Linked DNA regions of Homo sapiens: region 1 is linked to region 2. A link is an interaction called in ENCODE POLR2A ChIA-PET data of the cell type or tissue named here. Cell type or tissue: IMR-90. All regions are shown on one strand. Links, peaks and the distances in the headings refer to the core of each region. The heading gives the core; the rest is flanking DNA.

Region 1 (12,472 bases), core at 4,401-9,400, 110 kb before region 2:
CTGGGTACAGAGGAAGAGTACTAATACCACCACAGGCCTCACCTTAGGTCCCTGGGCCACTGGGGATCCTCAGAGATGCTATTTGCCTTATTTTGAAAAGCTTTATGAAAATAAAGCACTCACCTATGCGAAGGCAACCAGGCTTACTAATGTGTCATTCTTAGGCAAAAGCCAAGAGCGCATATCATGACGTGGTGATCGGATGCTGATTCACAGTTCTGTCTGGAAGCCATGGATAGTTCTAATTAATTTTAAATGGGGAAATGTATTCAATACTTATTCACAAATGTAGCTTGAGAGACAAACAATTAAATGTGGCCTTTACAGAAGAAAATAAGGAGGTCCTTAGTGAGTGAAAATTTGGAAATCACTGGCTTGAACCAAAAAGAGGTACCTTGTGTAAGAATACAAAAGATGGAGTAGCCGGGGACAGTGGTTCACACCTGTAATCCCAGCACTTTGGGAGGCTGAGACAGGAGAATCAATTGAGCCCAAGAGTTTGGTACTAGCCTGGGCACATGGTGAAACTCTATCTCTACAAAAAATATAAAAATTAGCAGGGCGTGGTGGCACACACCTGTAATTCCAGCTACTGGAGAGGCTGAGGCAAGAGGGTCACTTGAGCCCAAGAGGTGGAGGTTACAGTGAGCTGTGATCGTCCAGCCTGGGCAACAGAGTGAGACTCTGTCTCAGAAAAAAAAAGTGGAGTAATAATGTGACTGAACATTTTCCAGGTCTGTCACTGAACATTTCAGTGACAGAACATTGCAGAGCTTTTCACGTGTTATCTCCCTTAATTTTCCCAGCAACCCTATGATAAAAAGGTAAAATCTCCATTTGATAGAGAAGGAACGTGAGGCTCAGAGAAATTCAACATTGCCTGCAACCCAAAGCTAGTCAATGGCAGAACTGGGAATAGACACCACCTGTCTGACTGCAGAAACTGCCCTGAGAACCTCCTTATTCTATCCTGCTTTTCAATTCTGATAAAGTGAACATATATTAACCACTTATTATGCAGTGATCCCCTTTACATTCTCTGAATTAAATATCTATAATGAAACCACCACCAGGAACTGTGGGAGATGCTGAGACGGTAGAAGACATACATGGGCCCTGCACTGAAGGAGCTTTCAAGCATCTTGCTGGGGAGACACACTTTCATGGGCCCTGTGCCTGGAGCAATAACAAGATCATGAGACAGGCCCCATGTTGACCACCGTGTCTCCAGTACAGAACACGTCACCCAACACCTAGAAACAATTATTTAATGAATGAATATACGTGCAATAGACAACATTCGGACGTAAACTCAGTAAGCAGAAAAACAAATAACATCTTCCTTTGGTTACATAAAGCATGAGAAGAGGCTGTTGGAAGAAGACATGCGACTATGTCGTTTAGAATTCTCTCTCCTCTTTCCCTTGCACCCCAGGGGTATCCCAGGATCTCTGCCTCCATGATCCCCCTTCACCTGCCACCTCCTTTCTTTGCCTTTCAGGAACAAGATCCTGATTTTTGGGCTCCTGGAGGAGACGGCGTTGGCTGCCTTTCTCTCTTACTGCCCAGGCATGGGTGTAGCCCTCCGCATGTACCCGCTCAAGTGAGTGTCTCTTTCGGGCGGCCTGAGTAGTCATACGGGGGGCCTTCAGCCCCCTCCAGGATCCAAGTTCTGATCGCTTTGAATGCTCCTTTATGTGACAGCCACCAAGCCAACCTCTGATGCTGCTGACACTCTCCTCCATTGCTTTCAGAGTCACCTGGTGGTTCTGCGCCTTCCCCTACAGCCTCCTCATCTTCATCTATGATGAGGTCCGAAAGCTCATCCTGCGGCGGTATCCTGGTGGTAAGCCCCTCCACATTCCCCCCAGCAAAGTGCAAGCCCCACCACCAGCTCCTCCCTCCAGGACCACACGCAGACTCCACTCCCACTACTGGTTCCTGCTTCTGTTCCTCAACACCCTCAGATCCTGGGGTCCCAGGTCCCAGGAGCCCTGACTCTTTCGAACCTGTTGTCTCTGCCCTCTTCCCATCAGATTCTAAACCCCGCCTAACTCACAGTTGGTCTCCGAGGCCCTCCACCTTCCACCTGAAACCACAGAACATCAGAATTAGAAGGGCCTTTCCAGGTCACCTAGTCCCACGTCCATATTTTACAGATAGAGGAGGCTCAGAGGTGAATCTGTTCAGGGTCGTAAAGCAAAGAATAGCAGGACTGGTACTAGAACCCAGGCCTCCTGATCCCCACTCATCAACCGACAAGTTATTGTTTTTCCTACAAGCGTTTTTTAATCACTTAGTAGAGGTTAAAATATGATGGCTTACAAACCAAATACTGTCCAGGAATACTGTTTGGTTTGACCTGTGCCATATTTTGTGTGTGTGGGGGGAGGAGGGTGGATTAATTGGTCCGATATAGAAAATTTAGGGTCTTTCACATAAAATCTGAATTCGACTTCTCCTGAAGATCAGAAGAGCTGTTAATCCCATGTCCACATCTCTGCACAGCAAGAATGGACAGCTGCTCCCTTAGACTCTCGTTCGTCACCTGAAGAGGCCCTGTGGGCGTTTGCATTTTCACCCTCGACCTATTCTGCCCCAGCCTCCAATGTGCTAAATACAAGTCTCCCCTAAAGGCAGGTTCACCCTCCCTTCCTTTAACCTATGGCCCCAGCTCACTGGACCTCCTTCTCCTCCCTTTCACCTTCTTTTTTTTTTTTTTTTTTTTTTTTTTTTTGAGACGGAGTCTCGCTCTGTCGCCCAACCAGGAGTGCAGTGCAGTGGCACGATCTCGGCTCACTGCAAGCTCCGCCTCCTGGGTTCAAGCAATTCTCTTGCCTCAGCCTCCAGAGTAGCTGGGATTGCAGGCGCATGCCACTATGCCCGACTAATTTTTTGTATTTTTAGTACAGACAGGGTTTCACTGGGTTAGCCAGGAGTCTTGATCTCCGCCTGCCTCAGCCTCCCAGTATGCTGGGATTACAGGCATGAGCCACTGCACCCAGCCTCCTTCCACCTTCCTAAGCCACTTCCCCCAGTGCCCTTCACCAGGCTTCTCCTTCCACCTGGCTTCAGCGACCCAAGCCCCTAGGAAATTGATCTCTTGCCTCCTTTTAAGCTCATGCTGCAATCTCCACTCCCAATCTCTCTAACAGGCTGGGTGGAGAAGGAGACATACTACTGACCCCATTGGAAGAAGAACCAGGCATGGAAAGATGGGGAGCTCTGGAGGTGTTGTGGGGATGGTGATGGAGAGGGATGGAAATAACGGGTGGCATTGGGTGGCAACATTTGGGGAGAGATAATGAGGCAACTCAGCAGGCTAAGTTGCGGGGTATATAAATTGGGGTGATGACCCCATAGACCTAACTGTGAACAATCAGATTAGACACTATGTGTTAGAGTCCCCCCGACCAGATCCTTTTCCATCCCACTCCACTATGTTGTCTATTTTTTCTGAGGAATTAAGGGTTACCCCACCCTGCCCACTCCCATCCCTTCAACCCCACTTCCTACTGTAATAGATCAGCATCCAAAAGCAGGAACCCATCTAAACCAGAAGGAAGCCCTCTCAGATCACCCCAGCCTCACTCCATTTCCCACTTCCACCCCCGTTAGCTTCCTGCAGGACTCTATCCCTGGCTTCCCCTTCAGACCTTGCAATCACAAAAGGTTCTTCTGGTGAGTGCAAGAGCCTGAGACTGGAAAAGGTGGACTTGTCTCCCAGTCGAGGCTGGTAAGGGACCTTCAGGGAGAGCTGGGCAGACAGGTGGGAGATGGAGGTAGGGCTGGCTGGAGGAAGGAAACAACAAAGGAAGTGAGGTAGTGCCAATGACAGGACATTTGACATGAGTCTCCAGATAGATGTCGTGGACTCCAGCTCTACGTCCCACATTTTAGAATACCCCACCAGCAGAACAAACTCAGATCTCATCAGGGTAGCAGCAGAGGCAGGACCAGAAGGCAATCAAGAGCTTCCAGAAATGCCACACTTGTGTGCCACAGAGTTCCCCGCTGACCCTTGGTTAGGGGTCCTCTTAGTCCACAAGGTCCGGATGTCACTCATGTACTTAATAACACTTCACCTTCTGTAATACTAAGTCCTCAGAGCTCCATGCTGTTCTGAAAGGGATGGCCACAAGTTCTTTCCCAGCCTCTTCCATTCCCTTTCTTTTCATGCCCATCCCGATGAACCTGCATCATTCCCCGACACTGCCAAGCCAACCCTGGAAAAGGAGTTCGCTGGCCATTGGCTAGAATCAGGGTGGAGAAGTTCCCTGAACCTTCCTGTCTCCCAGGGACATGTATGCTTCCAGGGACAAGCTTAGGTCATGAACATGGTCAGAACCTTTGGACAAGAGGAAAAATACTAAGAGATTTGCTTTTTCTGGGTGCGGTGGCTCATGCCTGTAATCCCAGCACTTTGGGAGGCCGAGGCAGGTGGATCATGAGGTCAGGAGTTCGAGGCGAGCCTGGCCAACATGGTGAAACCCTGTCTCTACTAAAAGTACAAAAAATTAGCCAGTCATGGTGGCACACGCCTGTAATCTCAGCTACTCAGGAGGCTGAGGCAGGAGAATTGCTTGAACCTGTGAGGAAGAGGTTGCAGTGAGCTGAGATCGTGCCATTACACTCCAGCCTGGGCGAAAGGGTGAGACTCCATCTCAAAAAAAAAAAAAATGATTTGCTTTTGACGTCTTAGGTGGCAGGGCTGTTCCCTCCAGGCAAATGCCCTTCAAACCGACGATCATTGTGCCCACTTACCCTGGGCTGGAGAGTTGGTTTCAGGTTCCTACAGGAGATAGCTTTCTTTCCCTTACTCCCTATCTAACACTTTTGCTCTGCAGGCAGCCTTGCCCATTCTCTAAGCCTGGCTTAGAAGGCACTGGGAATGTCCTGTAGAGAGAGACCTAGATAGGTCATGCAAGTGAGAAAGACATCTGAGGAAAATGGAAGACCTAAGGCAGACAGGAAGGAAGCACAAAAGACAAGCATTGGGTCAGACCCATAAACCACCTCCCAAAGGCTGTCATTTCATTGCACTGGAATTTTGCTTTATCAGAAGCAAGGAAGTAAGGGAGTCATTGCCTTGGGCCTGGGAATCTAAGTGGGAGACAATATTAATTTGGATCCGATTAATTGGAGATTACTAACTGTGGACAAAAGTTTATCTTTGCACAATCAATAAAAATGGCATTTTTTTAGTAAATTAAGAGCATAAACAATATTGCTAGAGGTGGCATGTTTAGTCTACCAAAAACAATACTTTTCAGGCACTTTAGAAATATCCTTTTAGAAGCAGCGAGTGCATGGGCTAATTATCATCAATCTTTATGTATTTGTTAAAGAAACATCTACAGGATCTTTATTGGTGACCTTTTGTAAGACATTAGTTTGAGGTACTACCTATGTACTTGAAAATAATAAAGTGGCATTTCTTTATGAAAAAAAAAGAAATCTCTTCCATAATTCAGATTTCTACACTTTATACTTGCCTCCCTCCTAAATCGTGATATTGAAATATGTGCTGTGGCAGAACTCGGCTTGTAGGGAAAGCAACAAAGAGATAGCAAGTGTCAGGGATGGGAGGGAAATGGTCTGGGAGCAGATGATGTCCGTGGAGAAAGCAAGAGGGGAAGAAGTTAGGTTGCAAAATAACCTACAAGAAACTATAGCAGGAGCCTCCTTCCTCATGCTGATCCCACCCTAAGAGCCACAAGAGTTTGTCCAGGACAGGGAGGGGCCTGTGAGTCTATTAAGAACAAGATCCTCAGGGGCACTTCTGCTTTTTCTGTTCCAGACCAAAATCAGGCCATTCTCTATCTGATGGGATGGGGGAAGGAGATAGTGGGTTGAGGAGCCCAAGAGTCAACACCAATTCACAATCTGTACTTCATGCAGAGCTTTGTCCTGGGTGCTCTCTTTAAGGGGTGGGGGTAAAGTGGATGCAATCCTTGAAATTCACCTGAGTAGTAGACATCAGAAACCATCATGGACAGAATGTAATGAGCAGTAGGGGGGACGCTTGTGTGCTGGAGATGGAGGGGTGGGTGGGTGGGTGTGCATTGCTCCAGGGGGGCCCTGGGAATGGGAGAGAGAAAGACACCAACTCTTACAACCTATGCCAGGATTTCAGAATAACGGTCAGAAGTCAATTCTTGCCCAAGCCATATTGCAGCCCCTTTATTATGACTCTTAACAGTGTCATTAATGACAGTTATAGTTAGTAGTGATTATAAGAGCCTTAATCACAGCTCATTTTGTGCCATAACTATGCCAAAATTTTATTTGTATAGTCTCCGTTCATCCCACCACAGGGCCTTTATTCTTGATGGTCCCTCTGCCAGGAACACTTTTCCCTAGTTATTCACATGCCTGGCTTTGTCACTTCATTCAGATCACTCCTTAAACATCAGTAAGATCCTCACAGAGGACCTCAAATAAAATGACTTCCTGGAACCTCTTTCTCTGTTCTCTTCGTTTTTGTTCATAAATACTTATTACCTTAAATTTAGATAGAAAGACAGCTAGATGTAATATTTAGAAAGATATACATGTATTTTGTTGCTGTTTATGCTTTTGTTTGTCTGACTCCTCCAGTATAAGTTCCATGAAGACAGAGACTCTATTTCTTTTGTTCAACACCTTTATCCTTAGCACCTAAAACATCTGACACACGTTAGACAATTAATAAATATGTGTTGGATGACTGAAAGGATCCTCACAGTAATTCAGTAAGATGGAGACTATTATTATCTCCAATTTACAGATGAGAAAACTGGTGCTCAGAAAGTTAAATTATTATTCAAAGTTTCAAAGGTAGTAAGCATCTGAAGCAGGATTCAAACCTAGGCCAGTCTGACTCCAGGGCCTGCCCTCTTAACCATGCCATGCTCTGCAACTGCAAGAACAGAAAGCCTATGTGCATGGACAGAGCCTGACTAGCCCAATGGCTCAGTGAACTGGGGAGGCTGCCAAGGGAGCCAGGAATTTGTGGACAATTAACATTTGAGCAGCAGGGGCAAGGCAGATCCGTGAGAAAGGGAGAAGATATGATCTCAAAGATGCGGTAGGGGGTTAAGAAAAAGATCCAGGCCAGGCACAGTGGCTAACGCCTGTAATCCCAGCACTTTGAGAAGCCAAGGTGGGCAGATCACTTGAGGTCAGGAGTTCGAGACCATCCTGGCCAACATGGTGAAACCCTGTCTTCCACTAAAAATACAAAAATTAGCCGGGTATACACCTGTAATCCCAGCTACTCAGGAGGCTGAAGTAGAAGAATGGCTTGAACCCAGGAGGCAGAGGCTGCAGTGAGCCGAGATTGTGCCACTATACTCCAGCCTGGGTGACAGAGCAAGACTTCATCTCAGAAAAAAAAAAAAAAAAGAAAGAAAGAAAAGAAAAGAAAGAAAGAAAAAGATCCAAAGAGATTTGATGGTCTGCTAGAGGATTTTAGCAAAAAGAAGAATCTTACTATTGAATGTAATCTGAGAAGCTAAGGCCAACTTTTGACCCAGGCAGAAAGTCTTTCCATGGCATTTTCTTTTTATCTACAGAATAGGAAATGTGATCATGCATCAGAGATAATCAGAGATAGTCACTAAATATTCATAATGCTAAGAACGCAGCAAAAAATAGGAAGAAAGTGGTTAGATCAATATCAAAGGAAGACATTTAATACAAAGTGAGTCTTTCAAAAATATCCTTGGCTCCAGTGAATTCAATGAAGGATTTTTTGCAAATTCCTCAAAGAATTTCCTTATATTATTTAAAATGTGCTGGAATATAAAAAATTATTTTGTGTTTTGTGTTGCCCAGCCTATTTTATGAGATAAGTACTATTTTGTTAAAATTTTATATTTAATATAGATAATAAATTGACTACCCCAAATGGTGGAATGCAAGGATAGCATATTACAAGGAAAATGTTACAAACAACTAACATTAACTAGACAAAGGATGAAATAATCATTTCAAAAAAGGTTGAGGAGGCTATCAGTAAAATTCAGTATCTATTACTGATAAAAATGTTGGAGGAAAAAGTGTATCAGAAAATATAATCATGGGCCAGTCGCGGTGGCTCACGCCTGTAATCCTAGCACTTTGGGAGGCCGAGGTAGGTGGGTCACCTGAGGTCAGGAGTTTGAGACCAGCCTGGCCAACGTAGTGAAACCTTGTCTCTACTAAAAATGCAAAAATTTGCGCGTGGTGGCACGCGCGCCTGTAATCCCAACTACTCGGGTGGCTGAGGAAGGAGAATCACTTGAACCCGGAAGGCATAGGTTGCAATGAGCTGAGATCCCGCCATTGCACCTCCAGTCTGGGGTACAAGAGTGAAACTCGGTCTCAAAAAAAAAGAAAATGTAATCATGTTCAGAGAAGAGAGGAAAGGATGTAGTAAGTCTAGAAAACCAATAACAGCAACTATAACAAATAATTGCAATAAAACATTTGAAATCCTCGATAAGCAGTTTGTGTTTAAAAGTTCTACAAAGGCCGAGCGCGGTGGCTCACGTCTGTAATCCCAGCACTTTGGGAAGCTGAGGTGGGCGGATCTCTTGAGGTCAGGAGTTTGAGACCAGCCTGGCCAACATGGTGAAACCCCGTCTCTACTAAAAATACAAAAAAAAAATTAGCCAGGCATGGTGGCGGGTGCCTGTAATCCCAGCTACTTGAGATGCTGAGGTTTGAGAATCACTTGAATCCAGGAGGCAGAGGTTGCAATGAACCGAGATGGTGCCACAGCACCCCAGCCTGGGCAACAGAGACTCCATCTCCAAAAAAAAAAGTTCTAAATAAGCCAGGTGCTATGGTTCACGTCTACAACCCCAGCACTTTGGGAAGCTGACGCAGGAGGATTGCTTGAGCCCAGGAATTTGAGACCAGCCTGGGCAACACAGTGAGACCTCATCTCTATTAAAAAAAAAAAAAAAAAAATTAGCCTGGGGTGGTGGCCCACACCTATGGTCCCAGTCACTTGGGAGGCTGAGGGAGGAGGATCGCTTGAGTCTGAGAGGTTGAAGCTGCAATGAGCCATGGTTGGACCACTGCACTCCAGCCTGGGTAACAGAGCAAGACTCTGTTTCAAAAAATAAAAATAAATAAATAAAAATTCTAAATAAATAAAACTTTGTTTTTAGCGAGCATAACTCCCTAAAAATCCAAGAAATTCAGCCAAAACAAAGCAACAGCATCAATAACAAAAAAAATCCTAGAAGCAATAAATTCAAAGTTACAGGGTATATGGGTATCAGTTTTCAAAGAAGCAAATGTATCCCTAAATATTAGGGAGACAGAAAATACAGCATAAAGAGCTTCTATTTACAATAGAATGAAAACAAATTACGCTCAAGGTTTACTGTGTGCAGCACATAGTAACTATTAAAGAAAATTTAAAAGTACAATGAGAAAAATAAAAAAACATGAATTCATGGAAAGCTAAACTTGACTGCCATTTGGGAAGGCAGAACGTAGTAAAGATAAAAATAAGTTACTATGAAAGAGTCAATTCAATATCAATTAAAATCCTCGCTGCATTTTTATAAAACATGACATATTGGTTGTGACATTCAGCTGCAAGAGTAATCAGGCAAGAATCTCAGAGGTTTTTTCTAAGTAATTATGAAGCAAATGAATAGATCACTGATGCTAACATATTTACCCCAACAGATTTTAAAACACATCAGACCACTGGCCGGGCGCGGTGGCTCACGCCTGTAATCCCAGCACTTTGGGAGGCCAAGGTCGGCAGATCAAGAGGTCGGGAGTTCAAGACCAGCCTGGCCAACATAGTGAAACCCTGTCTTTACTAAAAATACAAAAATTAGCCAGACATGGTGGCGCATGTCTGTAGTCCCAGCTACTCAGGAGGCTGAGGCAGGAGAATCGCTTGAACCCGGTAGGTGGAGGTTGCAGTGAGCTGAGATTGCACCACTGCACTCCAGTTTGGGCAACAGAGTGAGACTTCGTCTCAAAAAAAAAAAAAAAATCAGACCAAAGTGGCAATTATCAAAACCTTGTAGCATTAAGATAAAACCTGAAAACTCATTAGTCATTCAACATCTATTCAGGGACTATTTGTGGACCAGCTGCCCTGTGCCAAGCACTATCCTAGGAGCCAGGTATATAGCTGTGGAAAAAAACAGGGAAGGTCCCTAGGGTCATGGAGAACCAGACAAGTCAACAAGACAAGTCAATCAGACAAGTCAACAGTTAACAGGCAGGATAATTTCAGAGGGAGAGAAGTGTTGTGAAGATCAAAAGTGATAGAGAGAGGGCTGGCGCCGGAGGGGCTGTTTTGGATTTAACTATGAGAGAAGGCCTCTCCGAAGAGGTGGACTTTTGAGCTAAGATCTCTAGAACAAAATGAGGTTTCTAAAAATAATTTCAATTGATTGTATCTCCATAAAGTTGCTTTTGGGCAATGCCCATCTGCAAGACTGAGCTAAGTGTTATTGTCACATAGATGATGCATAGAAAAACATATGAATTTTAACTTTAATTCTAACCTTCTTCTTAAGAATTTTATGTTCATCTACATTAAACACAAAGACTGGGAGAAAACATTTGTGTTATATATGACAAGGGTTTCCTACAAATCAATATAAAAAAGAAAACAATGGAAAATTGGGCAAATTGTAAGAATGACAATTTACAAAATAAATAAATAAAGTCCAAGACCAGGCATGGTGGCTCATGCCTGTAATCCCAGCACTTTGGGATGCCCAGGCAGGCGGATCACCCAAGGTCAGGAGTTCAAGATCAGCCTGGCCAACATGGCAAAACCCCATCTCTACTAAAAAATACAAAAAAATCAGCTGGGTATGGTGGCGTGTGCCTGTAGTCTCAGCTACTTAGAAGGCTGAGGCACGAGAATCGCTTGAACACAGGTGGTGGAGGTTGCAGTGAGCTGAGATTGCACCGCTGCACTCCAGCCTGTCAAAAGAAAGAAAGAGAGAAAGAAAGGAAGGAAGAAAGGAAAGAGAGAAAGAAAGAAAAGAAGAAATGAAAGAAAGAAAGAAAACCAGAAAGCCAGTAAACATAAGAGAAAATGCTCACATTGACAATTTAAAAATGCAAATTAAAACTACAAGATATCAAAGTTCACTGATTATAATAGTAAAAATCAAGGTCATCTAGCATAATCAAAGGTGTGGAAGGCAGACATTCTTGCATCCTGTTGTTGGGATGCAGATAGATAAACACTTTTAAAGACCAATTGGCAGAATCTTTTAAGATTGTTAATGAGTGTACTCTATGATTCAGCAACAGGAACTGATTCTACAGAAATAGAAGCTCAAGGGCCTGATGATATCTATGTGCAAGAATGACACTCTAGCAATTTTATTAATGGTTAAAAAAATGGAAAATATCTCATAAATCCATCAGTAATGGGAATGATTGAATAGAGCATGGTCAATACAGAATATGGAAGCCTCACAGCACTGAAAAAAAGAAGCTTTATGTACATGACAGGTTGGTAGAGAGTTGAATGATTGTTTAAAAGTTGAAAAATACCTCCTTTTAGATATCTATTTGTATAAACATAGAAAAAAGACTGGAAGGACATGCAGCACATTGTTACCAGCAGTAACTTCAGCAGTGGGGAGAATCTGAGTTTGGAGGGAGGGAAGGTGGGGCTTTCAATTTTTATCTTAAACATTTTTAATAGAGAAGAAAAATCCAATCTGTTAAAGAAATAGACGATCATTTATCCCAGCTGGGAAGGGAGCATTTCTATTTCTGAATATTCAAGGAGGATTGCATCAGCACCAAGATGAATGTTTCCAGATACAGTCATATTTTTAAAAAGCATGCCCAACCAAAATGCAATTAAATAAATATCAGGCCAGGCTTGGTGTCTCACTTATGTAATCCCAACATTTTAGGAGGCCAAGGCCAAGGATTGCTTGAGCCCAGGAGTTTGAGACCAGCCTGGGCAACACAGGGGCACCCCGTCTTTACTAAAATAAAATAAAAAAAATTAGCCGGGCATGGTGGCACATGCCTGTGGTCCCAGCTACTTGGGAGGCTGAGGTGGGAGGATCACTTGGACCTGGGAGGTTGAGGCTGGAGTAAGCCATAATCGCACCATTACACTCCAGCCTGGGCAACAAAGTGAGATCCTGTCTCAAAAAGTAAATAAACAAATATCAAACAACAGAATGGGAAAATCTATGTGACGTGCATAATTGAAAAATATATATAATGGTTGACAGAAAAGTATAGATGCTTCAGATTATTCTTGGAAGGAGGTAGAATCCTATGGACATGCAAAACATATATACAGTTAATATAGTCAAAGCACTTACTGAGACACCAGAGAAGGTCAATGGAAGAGGTAAGTACATCATTTTAAAATGAGAAAATGCAACGCTATCACATGGAAAAGCATATTTTTACCCTCACTGAGAAGAGCTGCATATTAATCCACAAATAAAACTACTACTGAATTCAAGCTACCTATTGAGCA
Region 2 (15,230 bases), core at 9,922-14,921:
AACAGGTCTTCTCAGCTTGTGAAATTTTTTCTTCCTTATGTTTTCTTCCCTATGTTTAAAATCCATATAATGATATATTTTTGGGGAGGTCAAGTGCCATCTCTTTACTTCACTCACTGAGTAACTGGCAGTGATTTTTCAGATGCGAAAGTGGGAACTAAAATAAAACCTGGAACAGGAGGCACATATCAAATGACAGGTACTGCAAGCCAAGAGTCTCAACTCAATACATAAAGCTAACTTCAGCATTGCCCCCTAGGCAAGAATCTTCCAATGTAAATAAGTGACATATGTATCCTCAAACTCTGTACAACACTTGTTTTCACAACATAAAGAGGTGGGTCAGATTCTGAGTATCATTTTACACACAAATCAACAGAAATCAACCTCTTGGGGGAAGAGATTGAGCTTTCTGTTCACTCAGATGACTAACTTCAAACCTATTATTATTATTCTTTCTTTTTTTTTTTTTGAGACAGAGTCTCATTCTGTCGCCCAGGCTGGAATGCAGTGGCGCTATCTAGGCTCACTGCAAGCTCTGCCTCCCGGGTTCACACCATTCTCCTGCCTCAGCCTCCCAAGTAGCTGGGACTACAGGCGCCTGCCACCATGCCCACCTTTCTGTATTTTTAGTAGAGATGGGGTTTCACTGTGTTAGCCAGGATGGTCTCGATCTCCCGAGTGATCCGCCCGCCTCGGCCTCCCAAAGTGCTGGGATTACAGGCATGAGCCACCACGCCCAGCCCAACTAACTTCAAACTTATTAAAGGCACAGATACTAAGGATTATAGAGCTGAAACTAGAAATCAGGAGCACCCTATCCCTAGGAAAGAAGCTTAAGTTGTTTTGTTTCCCTTAGGACTAACAGTCAGAGTCTCTAAGCACAAAGACAAAGGTGGGGAAGAAAAAGGCAACATTTCCATTAAACCATCTCATCCCATTTCATATAATGGCAAACACTGTTTCACCTAACAGCACCAGCTTTCACCAGACTCATCTTTCCTTAACAAGGAATCAGGGTATCTAACTCACTTCCTTTTATGCCACTATAAAACATTCATATTTTTTTCAGAGCCTCACTGCCACCTCCAGTAAATTCCAAAGAGCAAAGAATAATATTATTCAGACCAGAATTTTATTAAGCCCTTTCAGTGACTTGGACAAAAGGCACTAGTAAAAGACAAAGTATAATTATGACCCCAGTCCTTGTACCCAGGCACACTGGCCTCTAATCTTTCAACAGCCCTTTCATTCCCATGACAATTATTCCAGAAGCAGCCTCATCCTTATCTTTTCCTCCGCTACCCTCTATAGAAATCTAAGCTGCTTCATTAAAAGTATCCTCTGTCAAAAGACAGTAGCCCAAAGATTGTTCATAATAGGCCAAGGTGGGAATAGAAATACTGCAAGACTGGGGCTGAAGCTGACTGAACTTCAGGAAGGGACACCTGGAAGGGTGATGATGAAAGACAATGGCAACAAAAAACAGATATGTGAAGCAACATGAAGAAAAATAGTGAGAAGCTGTTTGCAATGCATTTTGTTTTCCTCATTTTTGAGGTAGACAGTTTTGTATAGCATTCCTCACACAGCACTTGTTTTTCCCTCTCAACAGTCCTTGTTTATATTCTTTAGAATAGGAGCCTATCTTCTCCATCTAGAGTTTAAAATTATATTAATTCCTATCAAGTGGGGAAAATGTACTACTTTGTTAAGATTAATCCCAGCACTTTGGGAGGCCGAGGAGGGCAGATCACCTGAGGTCAGGAGTTCGAGACCAGCCTGAGCAACATGGAGAAACCCTGTCTCTACTAAAAATACAAAATTAGCTGGGCATGGTGGCACATGCCTGTAATCCCAGCTACTAGGGAGGGTGAGGCAGGGGAATTGCTTGAACCTGGGAGGCGGAGGTTGTGGTGAGCCGAGATCGTGCCATTGCACCCCATCCAGCCTGGGCAACAAGAGCAAACTCCGTCTCAAAAAAAAAAATTAAAAAAAACTTATAAACTAAGGTAATAAGCAGACCAGTGTAACATGAAGAACAGATCTGATGTTTTCCCACCTCCATAATCAAAACTCTTTACCATACGTTTCACCCCACTATTATCCACTCCCAGAGAATTCAAAAGCAGCTGCAGAGAACCTCTCTCAAAACCAAGCATCAACTCCTACAGGAGCCCAGACTGCCTGAACTTTTGACTCATAATTGCTCTAGAAAATACATGTGCACAGATGATAAAAGTAAGTAGAATTAAATGTCAAAATTTCTGCAGAAGGATACTCTAGAGCAGTGGTCTCCAAACTTTGATTATGAACCTATATGAGTGAAAACTTTGAGCAGGAACCTGATGCTCACAGGTGTGGCATGCACCTGTAATCACAGCTACTCAGAAGGCTGAGAAAGGACTGCTTGAGCTCAGGAATTCAAGACCAGCCTGGGCAGAACTGTGAGACCCTTGTCTCTATAAATCAGTCAAGGAGGCAGAGATGCTGTGCCCTAGGTGTCAAGTATAGGAGCCACTGAAAAATCTTTTCCAGCCAGGCACGGCAGCTCACGCCTATAATCCCAGCACATTGGGAGGCCGAGGCAGGAGTTGGAGACCAGCCTGGGCAACATAAGAAGACCCCCGTCACTACAGAAAAGAAAAAAATCAGTCAGGCATATGCCTGTAGTCCCAGCTACTTGGGGTAGGGCTGAGATGGAAGGATCACATGAGCCATAGAAGTTGAGGCTGCAGTGACCTGTGATTATACCACTTCTCTCCAGGCAGGACGACAGAGCAAGACACAGTCTCCAAAAAAATAAAAAATAAAAAATCTTTTCCATTACCAAAGAATACAGTCTTAACTTTATAAACTGAGGTCTGCAGAGAACATATTTGATTCAAATCCAAACTATCTTCTTCACTTTTCACTGTATTTCCAACAAATCCACTATTTTTACTTTGATCAACTTTCATGTAAAATCTAGTCCAAAGCTAATCTTGCTGAGGTTGGAAAAGCTGATGAGCTCACTGTCCCAGGTAGTTGGAGGAGTTTAATTAGATTAGCTCCACTGTTCCTACTCTAAAAATAACCATAACTCCTGCCAAACTGAAGGTTAAAGAGTAACCCACTGGAGGGTGAGGAAAAAAGACCCAGGTGCCATTTTAATTTCACTAAGAAATTCCAGTGACCTAGATTTTTCTTGTCTTAATAAGAATAAAGCCTTAAATTTTTAACCAATTACATGACAAAATATTAACTAAAAACCAGGCAGAAAGACTTTACTACGCTGGATAAGAGTACTCTGTAAAAGAGATACCAAGTGTCTCTTGTTTAAAACTACTGGGGCTGCTCTTTTCCTCTAATATGATGAAAGATCTGCATAAGAGACTACGTATCCCTTGTCCGGTGTATCCTCTTACCCAAAATGCTTGGGGCCAGAAGTGTTTCAAATTTTTAAATATTTGCAATATACCAGTGGAGCATCTCAAATCAGAAAATTCAAAATCCAAAATGCTCCAACGAGTATTTCCTTTGAGCATCAAGTTGGCATTCGAAAAGTTTCAGATTTCAAAGCATTTTAGATTTCAGATTTTTTAATTTGGGATGCTCAACTTGTACCAGAATAACTGAACATTCAACTGCCAAAAGAAAAAAACTAAAGAACCTCAATCCATACATTGTACAATATACAAAAGCTAAGTCAAAATGAATCACAGACCTAAATATAACTTAAAACAACACAAGTTCCAGAAGAAAACAAAGAAAATAACCTTTGTGACCTTGGGTTAGGCAACAATTTCTTAGGATAGGACACAAAAAGCACATACAAAAAAATTAATCAGTTGGATTTATCAAAATTAATAAATTCTGATAAATCTGAGCGGTGGTTCAGGCCTGTAATCCCAGCACTTTGGGAGGCCAAGGCGGGTGGATCACCTGAGGTCAGGAGTTCGAGATCAGCCTGGCCAACATGGTGAAACCCCCGTCTCTACTAAAAATACAAAAATTAGCCGGGCGTGGTGGCACATGCCCGTAGTCCCTGCTACTGGGGAAGCTGAGACAAGAGAATCGCTGGAACCCAGGAGGTGGAGGTTGCAGTGAGCCAAGATAGTACCACTGCACTCCAGCCTGAGTGACAAAGAGAGACTCCATCTAGAAAAAAAAAAAAATTAAAATATCTCCAAGAGATACTGTTACAACAATGCAAAGACAAGCTACAGACTGGAAGAAAGTATCTACAAAACATGTATTTGATCAAGGACAGTAACCAGAATATCCTTTAAAACTGTCGCAACAGGCTGGGGCTGGGCGTGGAGGCTCACGCCTGTAATCCCATCACTTTGGGAGGCCGAGGTGGGCAGATCACGAGGTCAGGAGATCAGGACCATCTTGGCCAACATAGTGAAACCCCGTCTTTACTAAAATACAAAAAAATTAGGCAGGCATGATGGTGCGTGCCTGTAATCCCAGCTACTAGGGAGGAGGAGGTTGCAGTGAGCTGCGATCGCGCCACTGCACTCCAGCCTGGTGACAGAGCAAGACTCCATCTCAAAAAAAGAAAAAAAAAAAACTGTCACAACTAAATAATTATCGCGAGCTGGATATGGTGGCTCACACCTGTAATCCCAACACTTTGGAAGACTGAGGTGGGAGGATCACTTAAGTCTAGGAGTTCAAGGCTGCAGTGAGCTATGATCCTGCTACTCACTGCACTCCAGTCTACGCAACAGAGTGACACCATCTCAAAAAAAAAAAAGAGGGCGGGTGTGGTGCCTCACACCTGTAATCCCAGCACTTTGGGAGGCTGAGGCGGGCAGATCACCTGAGGTCAGGAATTTGAGGCTGGCCTGACCAACGTGGTAAAACCCCATCTCTATTAAAATACAAAATTAGCTGGGGGTGGTGGCACATGCCTGTAGTCCCAGCTACTGGAGAGGCTGAGACAGGAGAATCGCTTGAACCTAGAAGGCAGAGGTTGCAAGTGAGCTGAGATCGCACCACTGCACTCCAGCCTGGGCAACAGAGGAGACTCCATCTCAAAAACAAACCAAAAAAAGTACTGTAAATAATAATCCCTTGAAAAGATCCTCAACATTATTAATAATTAGGAAAATATAAATTAAAACCACAATGAGAATCCACTAAACACTTATTTGAATGGTCAAAAATTGTTTAAATAACAAAAATTTACTTTATTAAGTACTAACAAGAAGTAGAGCAACTACAACTCATATACACTGTTACTAGAAATGCAAAACAGTACAGTTACTTTGAAAAAAGCAATTTGGCAGTTTCTTATGAAGTTAAATATACACTTATCATACAACTCAGGAATCCCACTTCAGCTTCAGGAATTTATACAAGAAAAAAGAGGCTCAGACCTGTTATCCCAGCAATTTGGGAGGCTGAGGCAGGAGGACTGCTTGAGCCCAGGAATTAAAGACCAGCCTGAGTAACACAGCAATACTCCATCTTTAAAAATAAATAAATAAGATAAACAAGAAGGAAAATGTATGTCCACAAAATTAAAAATACCCTGTAGGTGAATGTTTTAATAGTTTTACTTAAATTCATCAAAAAACTGGAAACAAATTTTCTTCAGCTGGGTCATAGATAAACAAATTGTGGTAGGTCCACACAATGGGATACTACTGAGTAATAAAAAGGAATGAACTACTGATACAAGCAACAACATGGATAGATCTCAAGTATGTTATGGTAAGTGCAATAATTCAGACTCAAACAGCTATACAATATATGATTCCACTTATAGTACTTTCTGGAAAAGATAAAACTATAGGAATAGAGGGATCAGGGATTGCCAGGGCTTGGAGGTAGGGGAATGAAACTGACTACGAAAGGGCATGAGAAAACCTTTTGGAATGATGGAAATGTTCCATGCGCCAATCACAGTGGTGTTACATAACTATGCCTTTGTCAGAATTAAAAGAATAGGCCAACTCAAAAAAGGATAAATTTTACTGTATATAAATTATACCTTAATAAACGTGGCCTAAAAAGAGCGAATGCAGGCCGGCGCAGTGGCTCATGCCTGTAATCCCAACACTTTGGGAGGCCAAGGCGGGCAGATCACCTGAGGTCAGGAGTTCGAGACCAGCCTGACCAACATGGAGAAACCCCATCCCTATTAAAAGTACAAAAATATTAGCCGGGCGTGGTAGTGCATGCCTGTAATCCCAGCTACTCGGGAGGCTGAGGCAGGAGAATTGCCTGAACCTGGAAGGCGGAGGTTGCGGTGAGCCAAGATCGCACCATTGCACTCCAGCCTGGGCAACAAGAGCGAAACTGTCTCAAAAAAAAAAAAAAAAAAAAAACAGGATGAGAGAAGAGTGATGGGGGAAAATCATGCAAATTGTTAAATGACATAATACCATTAAAAACACTAAATTCTCAAGGCTGTGATTAATAGAAGTTGACAAAAATGGTCAATATATCATAGCAAATGAGAGCATAATGTCCAGACTTCTCACTTGAAAACGAAAGTGCTGAAAGGATTTTTGCTGCAACCAAGACTGCCTGTGTGATTTATCAGCGACCATATTAATGGCAAGATGAATCCTAAATACATAAAAAGTCTACAACCCTATTGTCTTGGTGATAACTAAGAATAGCAGAAATTTAAGTAGCTCAAAGTTGTTCTTGTGGTTGTACTATTAATTTGTATGTTTATGCTCTTTATTTTTTTTAAATTTCTCTGAATTTCATTTTAAATCCTCTGGTGCCTAGGGTCTATGAACACTGGTCTGACAACTACCTTACCTTGAGCCCGATCGAAACATCAACGTGTAAATATTATTATTGTCCTTGATCCCTTTACTAAGACCTGAATTCGGTCTGTCAAATCTCATGGTTTATATAATCCCAGCATTCTCTCAAACCAGTGCCTGCCTCATTCTGCTACTCAAGTGCCCAACTCTCCTACATAAACACCCATATTTAAATGAGACAAGGTTTTAGAATTTCCTCTGAAAGAAGAAGGTGATAAGAAAATACTTCAATTATTATTAAGACAGAGAGCCACACAGTCCCAAGTTTCTCTTGGGAGGACAGATGTCCCATACCACTCATAAATGAGCAGCTGTTCAGGGTTGATCTCCATCCAAAGTACAAATTTGCTTTTCTAGGTCCCACAGTCCATCTGGTATCAACTAGTTCTACTTTCTCCACCTCCAATTTTTGTTTCCAAGATGAAATGGCTCATTTTAAGTTTATTTTACTTTTCTTAATATTTCTCCTTCACAAGAAACACTTACTTCTCCAAGCCTACTTGCCTTCCACACTCTAATAGCATAGTGGTTTTGCAGATGTTCTTTTTTTTTTAAGACAGGGTCTCGCTGTTGTCCAGGCTGGAATTCAGTAATGTGATCTCAGCTCACTGAAGCCTCGATCTCCCAGGCTCAAGTGATGCTCCCACCTCAGCCCCTCCAGTAGCTGGGACTACAGGTGCATACTGCCACACTCAGCTAAATTTTTTGTAGAGATGGTGGTGGGGAACATGTTGCCCAGGCTGGTCTCGAACTCCTGGACTCAAGTGATCCACCTTCCTTGGCCTCCCAAAATGCTTGAGATTACAGGCACGAGCCACTGCACCTGGCCGTATAGTGTTTATTAATCAGAGAACCTCAGGCACTGAAACTCAAAGGATGACCCCAAAGAGGCTGAAACTCATTATATAAAGCATGTTTATGGTAGGTAGGACTTTAGTTCTGGGCTATTTTCTATTAAGTACTTGGAGGGGTCCAACATATGACACTGTCTCCTCTGGTAGGCTGGACAGATGAGCAGAAAGAAACTGAATGTTTCTGTAACAGAAAAATTAATCTCTATTCCTACTGTGCTGAAGATCTGACAGTACAAACAACCCAACTGCAGAGAGACTCTAGCAGGTAGACTCTAGCTGGGAGTCTAGGCTACTCATTTTTATACAAATCACAAGCCTCTGGCACCACCCAGTGGCCTATGTGTAAGCAAACATGCTGTTACACAACAGCATTGGTACCAGGCAATTTAGAAGCTACAAATATAAACAAGGCAGTCACAATCCCATTTGTAGCCAATTAATCAATTAGGAAAAATGAGTGATACAAGAGATAAAAGTATCTATCATTTTTTAAAAAGATAAATAGAATGCTGTTGTGGTTGAACAGAGGAAAAGATTATATTTAGTTTCAGGGAAAAACGAAATGCTTCCATGGAAAATTAGCTTTTAAGATGGGCTTTAAAAGACAGGCAGGATTTCAACGGGTAGAGTTGAGAAAGACATTCCACAGGACCAGAGCAAGAAAAGATATGGAGGTTAAAAACCTGACATGGTCAAGAAACATATATGGGTAGTCTACTTTGGCTAGATGGTAAGGTATAGTTGATTAGTTAAGAAGTATAATAAAAGCTTTGTTGTTGGGGGGCAGGCAGTCAGGCATCAGAGAAATTATTTTGTCAAAGATAATAAGATGGACTGAAATGAAGGAAAAGGAAAGAGAAACAAGTTTAAAAGCTATTATAGTTGCCAAGATAAGAAGTAATGAGGGGCTGTCTTGGGTTGATGGCAAAAGGAATTAAAAAGGGATCAACATGAGAATCGTTGTAAAGGTAGATAATGTTTAGCTCAATAAGCAGTTACAAAGCTGAGTTAAGAAGGACAAGTTCTTAGTCTGGCGCCCAGAGAAAATCAAGTGACACAAATGAGAAGCTGGCAGGTGGGATGAGAAATTATTCTGAATAAATTTAAAATCCAAGCCGACATGTTAGGAAGGTACTGACGAACAAATTTAAGTTTGGAACTTAAATAAAGTAAGGCCAGAGATACAGACTTGTGAATTATCTGTACAGAGAAACTTCAAAATCAAACACCTTGTAAATCATATCTCACTAAAACAAACAATTAGTTACCTAAGAAGGCTCTGGGAGAGGATGTTCAAGGGAAGAATCTTGAGGAATACCTACCCTTAGAGAAGAGAAAGGAGAGCAGAGAGAAAAATTGAGAAGAACGAATAATCAAAATTAAACCTCTGGAAGTCAAGAATAAAAAGGTTTCAAGGTGAGGATAGGCTGGGCGCAGTGACTCATGCCTGTAATCCCAGCACTTTGGGAGGCTGAGGCTGGAGGATCGCTTGAGTCCAGGAATTTGAGACCAACCTGGGCAACATCAGGAGACCCTGTCTCTAGAAAAAATTTAAAAATTAGGCTGCGCACAGTGGCTGACGTCTAAGTGACGCTGGTAATCCCAGCACTTTGGGAGGCTGAGGCGGGTGGATCACCTGAGGTCAGGAGTTTGAGACAAGCCTGGCCAACATGGTGAAACCCTGTCTCTACTAAAAATACAAAAATTAGCCACACGCGGTGGCATACGCCTGTGATTCCAGCTACTCAGGAGGCTGAGGCAGGAGAATCACTTGAACCTGGGAGGCAAAGGTTGCAGTGAGCCGAGATCGCACCATTGCACTCCAGCCTGTGCGACAGGGTGAGACTCCATCTCAAAAAAAAAAAAAAAAAAAAAAAAAAAAAATAGCAGGGTGTGGTGGTGTACACCTGTAGTCCCAGCTACTTGGGAGGCTGAAGTGGGAGGATCACTGGAGTCCCAGAGGTCGAGATTGCAGTGAACTGTGATGGGGTCACTGCACTCCAGCCTGGGTGACAGAGCAAGTCCCTGTCTCAGAAAAACAAACAAAAAAACCAAGAAGGTAAGGAGGATAGTCCATGCTTCCAAAAAAATACAGAGAACAGTATACTGTCAAAAGGCTGTAAGAGTCAGAACAGCTTTTCCCCTGGAATTATCTCAGAGATTGAATGGAATGCTGATTTTCTCTCCAGTAAAGAATCATAAAACACTAGGATTCAGCTATCTCTTAAATCTATAAAAATTATTTCCTGGGATGGGTGCGTGGCTCATGCCTGTAATCCCAACACTTTGGGAGGCCGAGGCAGGCGGATCATGAGGTCAGGAGTTTGAGACCAGCCTGGCCAACATGGTGAAGCTCCGTCTCTACTAAAAATACAAAAATAAGCTAGGTATGGTGGTGCATGCCTGTAATCCCAGCTACTGGGGAGACTGAGGCAGAAGAATCGCATGAAACTGGAAGGCAGAGGTTGCAATGAGCCAAGATTGTGCCACTGCACTCCAACCTGGGCCAAAGAACGAAACTCTGTCTCAAAAAAAAAAAAAAATTGTTTTCTTAAAAACTCATTAGCTTACCAATATAGCATAACTATGTCTAAACAATAAAAAAAGTTTGTATTCCTACTGTCATTTGAATAATTTATATACATATGTTTATAAGAAATATTTAATTCTACCTTTCAGCTTCATCTCTTGGCTTTGAAAAGCCCTGGTTTTTTTTTTGGCCAGGTACCATGGCTCACGCCTGTAATCCCCACACTTTAGGAGGCCGGGCCGGGTGGATCACGAGGTCAAGAGATCAAGACCATCTTGGCCAACATGGTAAAACCCCATTTCTACTAAAAATACAAAAATTAGCTGGGCATGGTGGCATGCGCCTGTAGTCTTAGCTACTCGGAGGCTGAGGCAGGAGGACTGCTTGAACCCGAGAGGGGAAGGTTTCAGTGAGCCAAGTCATGCCACTGCACTACAGCCTGGCGACAAAGCAAGACTCCATCTAAAAAAAAAAGAAAAAAGAAAAGTCCTATTTTTAAAGACAGCATGTGTTATGAAAGAAAGAAAAGGGCTTTGGTGTCAAACAGACCTGGGTTTGAATTCTACCTCTACCACCTGCTTTTGAGTTTTTCTTTTGTAAAATGGGATAATATTACCACCCTGCAGGAATTTAGAGGATTAAAAATAATGTATGCTAAGAGCCTGTTTGTACATAGTAGCCATTTATATTATTTTTCTAGTTTCCCATCTCTATACCAGACTACATTTCCTAGAAAATCCTGGACCTCTTTACCACTCAGCAATGATTCTCCAAACATCGTATATAATATAGGACACAGTCCCAAGTCTATGAAATCTGCTTACCCTTTCTGGCGTTTTAAAGAATTCAGAGAGCTCCGTTAATATCTTCTTTCAAGTATTCATGTTCTACGAACTGCAGTAAGACAATCTACCCAGGAACCCACAATATAAGCCTCCCTAAGTTTTTCTCCCTCTTTTAATTTTTAAAATAGATTTTTTTACTATTATTATCGTAGAGACGGAGTCTCACTATCTTGCCGCGTGGTCTCAAACTCCTGAGCTCAAGTAATCCTCCTACCTTGGCCTCCCAAAGTGCTGGGATTATAGGTATGTACCACCACACCTGGCCTCTTCTCCCTCTTGAAGGTTCTGAGGATACCCAAGATGGAAGACTGCAAAGCAATCACCATGGATAATGATGAGGATTCAAACTATGAATAAGGAACTTTGTTCCTTCTTTGAATTAATGCCTTCTCTCCCTATTGGTAACATAAAATGCCCAGTGTTTATAGTTTACTGGCTTTAATTATTGTTTTTTTATTTTTATTTTTTTGAGACAGGGTCTCACTCTGTCACCCAGGCTGGAGTACACTGGTGTGATATTGGGTCACTGCAACCTCTGCCTTCTGGGTTCAAGCAATTCTCCCGCCTCAGCCTCCCAAGTAGCTGGGACTACAGGTGCATGCCACTGCAGCTGGCTAATTTTTATATTTTTAGTAGACACAGGGTTTTGCTATGTTGGCTAGGCTGGTCTCAAACTCCTGACCTCAGGTGATCCGCCCGTCTCAGCCTCCCAAAATGCTGGGATTACAGATGTAAGCCACCGTGCATGGCCTCTGGCTTTAATTCTAATAACAGTATTTCAGACTATGTCAGGAATGCACTCTAACCCTTAAGTGTTAATTTCCAGCAGCAGAACTAAGCAAACTTTTTTTTTTTTTTTTTTTTTTTTTTTTAAGAGACAAGGTCTTGCTATGTTGCCAGCCTGAAACTCCTGGGCTCAAGCAGTCCTCCCAACTCAGCCCCCCGAGTAGTTGGGATTACAGGTACATGCCACTGCACCTGGCTAAGAGAACTTTCTATAAAAACATCCAGGACCATTTATCTCAGTTTAACTAATTCCTAGGGAAATCTACTTTTCATTTTGTTTCCATCTCAATTTACATTTACATCAGAAGTCTGTTGCCATTAACAGTTTTTGCCATTTATATTTCAAATTTTTCTTAAACTGGAGAGGATTTAAGATGAAAAAATGATGCTCCCAAGGTACAACTTACAATAAAACATTAAAGAGAGGCTTAAAACCTCAAGAAGTGCCTTCCTACAGGTTAGGTTAGAAGAAAGGGTCTAATGTTGGATTCTAAGTAAGGTTAACAAAACATACCTGGTAATGTGGCAATCATTAAAGTACACCAGAGGAATACAGTAACTTGACTACCATTAGAGGTAAACCCTATAGTAGCTTTCCAGATGGCTAAGAAAAAGCCAGGAAGAAAAAAAAAAATGGCACGTGAGGCAAATATGTATGCTTCACTTTAGAACTTGGCCAGACTTCCTTAAACAGTAACTTCAGAGGATAAACAGCAAATATCTAATCTAAAATGTTTGCATTGACCCAATCCACTAGACATACTATTAATACATTTCATTAATAAGATGACATCTTTGTCATATTAATTACTCCCCAATGCCCTATTGGCAACCTCAAGGCAGCCTCCGTTCATTAATTTATCTGTATCATAACACATTCCTGGGGTTAGATGGTACTTGAGAAATCTGGCTTCTGGCCCAGGAACTATGTCCTACAGAGGTAGAGATAAAAAAAAACTGCTGCAAAGAAGTGACTAATTCATAAAATTCATCACTCGCTAATTTTTGAAAAGCTTTCAAAGACTTTCTACTCACTCCAAGAGCAGAATGACTAAATCAATAAAGAGCAAGTAGCCTCCTTTTCTGACTGATTTTAACAGCAATGATGTTTCTTGGCTACATTTGTAAAAATAAAAGATGAAGTTTTTAATATTACTATAAAGCTAATCTAAAACTCACTGGCTTTTGGCTCTAAAATGAAAATATACAAAGTCACTACCCCATGCCTATTGCTGATTCAATTAATTCAGTTGCCTGTGTTCCAAATAGGTGAGGGTAAACAGCAGATTATCTTAGCTCACTGATAATCTGCTTTAAAAAAAAAAAAAGCTAATTCAATCTCAGAGACTTAAAAACTAACTCTAACACCAATGTTATGCAATAAAAAGTCTGGTTTGGATACCGTTATTTCTCTTTTATAATCTGGATATTTCCTAGACATGTTTAGAATAAACTTTTATACAGTAGAAATAATGGAGTAATGAATCTATCTACTGAAAGCATTTTAATAGTCACTTTATGATTTTAAAAGCCTATTACTCCCCTGATAGAATACAAGACTTAGAGCACGAAACTCAAGATCCCAGTCTTTCACAACAGGGTGCGCTTCTATACAATGTCTCCTACTAGAATCTGTTTGCTTTTAAAATGCCAGTATTGTTTTAAACTGGCAACAAAGAGGCTGCTTTCTTTCAGCTCTCTGTAGACAAGCTTCTGTCTTAGGTTGGTCCTACTCCACACTAAGGACCATGGCACTGGAACTGATTCTTTTTTTTGAGACTAGGTCTCGCTCTGTTGCCCATACTAAACTGCAGAGGCGCAATCTCAGCGCACTGCAGTGATCACTGCGCAATCTCAGCTCTACCTCCTGGACTCAAACAATCCTCCCACCTCAGCCTCCCAAGGAGATGGGACTGCAAGTACTTGCCCCATGCTTGGCTTTTTTTTTAAACTTTTTGTAGAGACAAGGTCTCAATATTGCCTAGGCTGGACTTGAACAACTAGGATCAAGTGATCCTCCCACCTTGGCCTCCCAAAAGTGCTGGGATTACAGCCATGAGCCAGCCGCACTCAGCCTGGCAGATTCTTATACATTTAATTGACTGCATTTAGCAGGGTGCAGTGGCTCACGCCTGTAATCCCAGCACTCTGGGAGGCTGAGGCAGGAGGATTGCTTGAGCCCAGGGGTTTGAAACCAGCCTGGGCAATATGGTGAAACCTCATCTTTACAAAAAATACAAAAATTAGCCAGGTACGGTGGCGTGCACCTGTAGTCCCAGCTACTCGAGAGGCTGAGATGGGAGAATCACCTAAGCCCAAGAGGTCGAGGTTGCAGTGAGCCATGATAGTGCCACTGCACTCTAGGTGACAGAGTGAGATCCTATTTCAAAAATAAATAAATAGACTGCACTTTAAGAGGTTGGTGGTGGGAACTAAAAGGTCACAAGCATTCTTAGCCTCCCACTCTAATCATCCTAGGAAATACTACCTAATAAGATGTCACAATTCTTAAGTAAACACCTAAAACCCTGGAAATATAAAAATATCTTCAAGCTGGGTGCTGCGGCTATGCCTGTAATCCCAGCACTTTGGGAGGCCAAGATGGGAGCATCACTTGAGCCGGGCAAGTAAGACCTCATCTCTTTAAAAAAACAAACAAACAAAAAAAAAACAACCAAAAATTAGCTAGGTATGGTGATATGCCCCTGCGGTCCCAGCTACTCAGCTGAGGTGGGAAGATCACTTGAGCCCAGGAGTTTGAGACCAGCCTAGGCAACAAAGTGAGACCCTATCTCTACAAAAATAAAAAAAACTTTAGAAAGATAAAAAGTTTACAGTGTGGTCCACAGACTAGAAATACTGATTTACTACATATAGATGTCACCTGGACATTCTTACCCAGCACATAAGGAAATAAACAGTCCAAGTTATCCCTCTTTCAAAGTATTTCCTTTTCTCCTCCCATCCTTTCCTTCACCCGACATGGATCTTCAGAGTTCATAAAAACACAAATGATACAAATGCAATCTCAACCCACCTCACCACCACCCTGGAGAATCCTTACCTTACAATGGAGAATTTAGACCCTGGATGATGGTAATGAAAAGTTCATCAAACCTAAAATGGTCACTGGTCTGAATGACACAGCTGCTTTCATTGTGATATTATCAGTACTTAATTTTCATGTGCCCTTGCCAAAAAGATACGAAAGAAAAGCCAACAAAAGGTTTAAAACTCTTCATCTGTGCTGTCATATTATTAAGACGGTCCAGCTGTGGAGCTGAAAAAAGAACTCTTTGGCCGGGCATGGTGGTTCACACCTGTAATCCTAGCACTTTGGGAGGCTGAGGCGGGCAGATCACAAGGTCAGGAGATTGAGACCACCCTGGCCAACATGGTGAAACCCCTCCTCTACTAAAAATACAAAAATTAGCTGGGC

What was found. ChIA-PET counts read pairs that join two places held together with the same protein. Peaks named below come from ENCODE experiments on the same cell type or tissue, not always from the same donor. Only the 100,000 strongest peaks of a DNase experiment are listed, where the experiment ranks them.
Region 1: POLR2A ChIA-PET joins it to region 2 with 12 read pairs; 3 of 35 experiments call an interaction of 5 or more read pairs at or near these places.

The regions. Positions count from the first base shown.
Region 1 is chr1:160,138,139-160,150,610 of GRCh38, forward strand. ATP1A2 (ATPase Na+/K+ transporting subunit alpha 2) reads left to right here. Exons shown (of 23, transcript NM_000702.4): 21 at 1,502-1,603; 22 at 1,755-1,846; 23 at 3,156-5,453. The coding sequence ends at 3,184. Among named protein-coding and RNA genes, the nearest start is that of ATP1A4, 7.2 kb to the right of the region's middle. In IMR-90, for the core only: no CTCF peak of the experiment used is centred there; no DNase peak of the experiment used is centred there; H3K27me3 peaks cover 763 bases.
Region 2 is chr1:160,244,164-160,259,393 of GRCh38, forward strand. The region is part of intron 2 of DCAF8 (DDB1 and CUL4 associated factor 8); the gene reads right to left. Among named protein-coding and RNA genes, the nearest start is that of DCAF8-DT, 10 kb to the right of the region's middle. RefSeq lists a silencer at 7,873-8,002. In IMR-90, for the core only: no CTCF peak of the experiment used is centred there; a DNase peak (open chromatin) is centred at 12,708.